Regions from separate parts of the Mus musculus genome. Here region 2 is linked to region 1. The links are chromatin loops, found by intact Hi-C in ENCODE. Cell type or tissue: left cerebral cortex. All regions are shown on one strand.

Region 1 (2,500 bases):
CTGTGCAGTGACTGGGAATCCTTCCTTCTGTCCGCCTGGCAGATCTGGTGTTGTTCCCAAGCCTATTATAGGCTAGTAGATAAGAGAGAGAAAAATCACTCCGGATGATTCCCACAGGCCACACTCTCCAGCTCCCACAGAGCCCATGAAGGCCTGGCTTCTGCCAGTGTCCCACTCACCCCTGCCTTCTGGGCAGACGGGGAGCTCCTTGAAAGCCAAGTTCCTGAGCAGGTATTGGCAGAGTGTGAAGGGGCTATAAAACCATCAGAGCCAGAGTGTCCTGCCTGTAACAGGGCGGGTTGGTGTAATTTCACAGTGATAAGGGTGGCCTGCAGCTGTGGGAAAGATAGGTGGTCCCATAAAACCCGGTCACCAGCAGGGCATGGGGTGAAAAGGTAGAAGGAGGAGGCAGATCACCCTCACCTAAAGAAGTCCCGTGACTAGAGTCCAGACCTGATTGGTGAGTCCGGGCACAGACACCCAGGGTAACAGGACCTGCTCCTGTTCCAACCCTGGGGCTCCAACCAGACCTAGAGAAGGCCACTGGTTATTGGTACTCTGGTCAGCCCACTTCCATCAAAGCTGAAGTAGGCAGTAAGCTGGAAACTGACTTGACCACTAAGAAGCCATCTGTATCTATGATTCTGCATCCCAACTCATTCTCAGAACCCAGGATCCCTCTTCCTTCGCCATCTAGCACAGGTCTCTTTAGCCTGTGCCAGCCCTGGCTGGATATGCCCTTTGTTCAGACAATTTGAGCATGCCACTCACAGGCAGCTCTGGAAACAAGTCCCTCAAAGAAAGGCCTGTCTGTGCTGAAACACAGGGTACCAGCTAAGGGACAGTCTTCATTCAGTGAGCCCTGGGGAATGGCACTTAACTCCAATCATCTGGAGGTGGCTGGTACCCCTGGGCCTAGGGAGGAACCAGCTGGAAATAAGCCATTTGCCAAACTTCCTACAAGGTATACAGAGAAAACATTTAGTTGACTGCTAAGAGTGAAGAGATACAGCCCAAACTCAGCCATCATGAAAGAGAGAACTCCTTGTCCTGTTACAGAGCCTGCACACAACTTGGATGTTGGTACCACAGAACTAAGGCCCCAGGATATGAGCAGATAGACTAAGGTCTTGACTAGTACCTGCTGAGCTGACAGTTCTTTGTGTTTCAGAATGTGTTCTTGGCTGTTACTGCCACCTCCTGGTTGTCAGTTTCCATCTCTGCAGAATCAGGGGTGATTAAGCTGCCCTCTAAATCTGTGGTTCTCATAAACAAATGTGTAGTCTGCAAGGAGTAGCAGACGGGCTAAGTCAGGTTCTCTGTTCCTCCTACCCAGCAGACAGTGGCATGGGGTTCCTGAAAGAGCACAGGCCAAACAGGGCAGCAGTGTACCCTTGTCCAAGTTCTGCACTGTACAGAAGTGCTCATCTAAGGATAGGCTGAAGTCTTCCTGAAGCAGTGATACACCTTACTCATGTGTAAATGACAACTCTGAGCTCACACTCAAAACCTAGCTCTTATTCCATGACTTCAAGCAATGGGGAGAGCCGCCCTTCAAGATCTTCATATCAGAAATGGGATCACCGGCCTAGTGCCTCCCTATCTCCCGCCCTTCTGACAGTCTGTTGATGTTTAAATGGACCAATCATGTAAAACCTCGCCAATTCCTCCCCCAGCCCCACCCCTTTTCTATAAAAGTCCCTAGCTTCCAAGCCTCGGGGTCGAAACCACTGTCTCCTTCGTGAGATACGTTTCGAACTGGAGCTCCGCCATTATGACTCCACCATGTGGTCGACACCTCTGTCTCCTGCGGGAGATATGTGTCGGCCCGGAGCTCCGTCATTAAACTACCTTATGCTTTAAAAAAAAAAAAAAAAGAAAGAAAGAAATAGGATCACCACTGCTGCCCAGCAGCAAGGATGCTCAGTGGATTGAGAATGTCTATCTTCAGGACAGAGCAGAGACACTAACTCACAGCAGGTTCCCAGCAAGAGTTTTCTCCCACTTCCCCCAGCCCAGATTTCTCCTACCCAGGATTCACTGTTGAGCATGGCTGCCTGCTCTTTGAGACCATCCGTGGATGGAACTTCCCTTCACCATGCACAACTCCTAATGGAATTGTCCCAGTATTCCATTCTAACCCTAAAATACTCACTCTGGTCAGTACTTTTGACCTCTGCTAGTCCAGAGCACTGAGGGTCAGATAAAAATTGAGGTGAACATGTCACAGAATAGCTACATGTGTGGTTTTCTACATTTTTGAAAGTGAACTCAGGTGTTTTCAGCAGATGCCTGTCTGCTGGTCTACATCACCTCTCTCTTGGTTCTGCCACTCCCTACTTGAGAAACAGAGTAACTAAAGAATAGATAGGGTCCCATTTACTTACCATCAGCGACCCATTAAGGATTCTTTACATGCTATCTGATGGCATGTACTGTATTTGCTTACACTCTCTGAGAATGCTCTGAGCTGAGCTTTTGATTGGTTGACTGGTTAACT
Region 2 (2,500 bases), 1.9 Mb before region 1:
TCACTCACTGTGCTGAATTTTAGGCTGGCATCAAAATCACCATGCAGCTCAGTGTGTCCTTGAATTTGCCAGGTAGCCCAGCCTGGCCTCCACTCACGGCGAACCTTTTGTTTTACTTAGCGTCTTCAGCACTGGAGTTCCAGATTTCAAGTACAAAGTTTTGATAATATTTTCAAATGGAGGAAGAAAAAAAAATTAGAGACATTTTCAGTGTATAAAAACAAGAGAAGATCTGCAAAGGATGATGACTTAGCAGTAGACTGAAGCTTACCAGCCAGTAGCTATTACAACAATCAGTAATGCTAAATGAAATGAAAAATTAGGAACCAGTGCTACACAGAGGAGGAAAATAAATGTTTTTAAAAATATACAGAAGGAAGAGCAGAAATAAGCACTGATCCCTATGATGTGGATGTGGGACAAATGCATTCTGTCCCTTGTCTCCAGTTTCTAATAAATACTCTATGCATACAGCCTTTATAATATAGAGAAAAAAACATCCAATGCTATTTTTTTATGATGTCTTCTATATGCTATGCCTGGTATGCTGTGTCATCTTCACTAATGATTTTTTAAAAGGAAGAACCTAATGCCAGGGGATCCCTCATTTGTTTTGGAAACACAGGAAGCAGCACGGCTTTTGGGATGTTTTCCAGTGTGACCACTGAACAAAGCCATATGAGAGCTAGAGGAATTTCACAGAGGCCTGCTTACAGGGGGAACATATTGTGCTGGCTAGGAAAAAAAAATTATACAAATGCAGCCAGATAGTGAGATTAATGAAAGAAGAAACCACTTTGCATGGTGGTCAATCTTGAATAATTTAAAGGTAATCAAGACTAATTTCAGGGTAATAAGAAAAGCTAGGCCTGGTAGTGGCATTGCATGCCTTTAATCCTAGCATTTGGGAGGCAGAGGCAGAGGCAGGTGGATTTCCTACAGAGTGAGTTCCAGAACAGCCAGGGCTATACAGAGAAACCCTGAAAGAAAAGCAGATTTCAATGAGGGACTGCCTAGATCAGGTTGGCCTGTAGGGGGCAGTGCCTTGACTGCTTAAATCGATAAGGGAAGGCACAGGCTGCAAGTGAGCAGCACCATTCCCTGGTTTGGGACCCTCAACTATATAACAGTAGAAAAAGGCAGCTGAGCACTAAGAATGCATGCATGCATTTGTCTCTCTGCTCTCAAGTGTGGATGTGATATGACCAGCTGTTTTCAGTTCCGGCTACTGTGACTTCCTTGCTGTCATCAGTCTGTAACCCAGAATTGTCAGCTATAAGAAACCATTTCTTTCCTTACTTTCAGCGTATTTTATCTCCACGGAACTGGAAGTAGAACAAACAGAAATAAAACAAACATACCTGTAAGAAGAAACTAGGTATAGTCTCCCTGTAATAATGAGTAGCAGAAGCTTGGAGCTTGAAGGGCAGGAAATAAGTTTTCTTACCTGGCAACATTCCCAACGTATGCGATGGCAATGACAAATGAAAATCTAGAGACCGAGAAGCTAATAATGACCTTGTTTCAATTTATGTGGTGTATGTGTTTAAATTGTAATATACATACATATTTAAACATACACATACATACATGTATGTGTGTGTATATACACAATATGTGTGTCATTGTGAGTGCATGCATACACATACACACTTACTTAAATATGCATAGCCTTATTTTAGTGGGTCAGACTACACAGAGCAAAGGCATAACTAGCCTAGGTGTGATGCTCATTCAATCAGAAAAAGAAATATGGAGAGCTGTCACCAGCAGTTCTTTTATACAGGGGGACACTCAAGAGCCAGGAAAAGTGGTTTGCCCAGCTTCACTAAGAGTGACAATGTGGATACCAACTGTGGTGAATGCTTTAGGTGTGGTGTGTACTCATAGGAAACCATACTCCTATGAGGTGGTCCCTGGGTAGAGTTTGGACTCAAATCTCACTGGAGACACTATTGAATAGAGTTGAGCCCGGATAGTACCCCAAAGTGTGACTTCAGACCACAAGCTCCTCACTCTGATTCTAACTGGGTGGTCTGGGTGTTAGAATTTTAGGCTTTGGGTCCAAATGCTCATTGTTCTTTACCACTGTAAATGCGAAGGTCACCACGGACAGATGACAAGTCCTGTCATACCATTGCATACCACGCCCCTCCTCTCAGACCTCCTAACAAAGGCCAGCTCCAGAAAGTAGGGAGTTGGGTCATCTGTAGTTAGCTGCAGTAAACCGTGAGGTCTAGAAGAGTACTCGGCATATGACAGGAACTCCATACATGTTTACTGAATAAATGAATTAATTTTGTGACAGAAGAGACAATAGAAAGCTGTGCAGCTACAAGGTATTTTCAGCATAGTAGAGGGCAGCTCTGGGCTCATTTCGGCTACTGTCAATGAGAAAAGGTAACAGATGAGAAACTGGCACCCTTGTGGTCTGCAAAAGCCACAGCAGAGAGGAAGAGGTCTCGAGTGTAATCTCCAGGCCACGGTGTGGCCTTTCTCC

What was found. Hi-C counts contacts between places; a loop is a spot of excess contacts. Peaks named below come from ENCODE experiments on the same cell type or tissue, not always from the same donor. Only the 100,000 strongest peaks of a DNase experiment are listed, where the experiment ranks them.
Region 2: it touches region 1 in a loop (3-fold over the local background); 3 of 42 quality-filtered maps call a loop at or near these places.

What each region holds. Positions count from the first base shown.
Region 1 is chr8:74,920,908-74,923,407 of GRCm38, forward strand. No RefSeq gene overlaps it. Among named protein-coding and RNA genes, the nearest start is that of Isx, 49 kb to the left of the region's middle. In left cerebral cortex, a CTCF peak has its summit at 1,204 (motif pointing left); a DNase peak (open chromatin) is centred at 1,207; H3K27ac peaks cover 738 bases.
Region 2 is chr8:73,002,990-73,005,489 of GRCm38, forward strand. The region is part of intron 6 of Large1 (LARGE xylosyl- and glucuronyltransferase 1); the gene reads right to left. Among named protein-coding and RNA genes, the nearest start is that of Mir28b, 12 kb to the right of the region's middle. In left cerebral cortex, a CTCF peak has its summit at 1,047 (motif pointing right); a DNase peak (open chromatin) is centred at 1,073.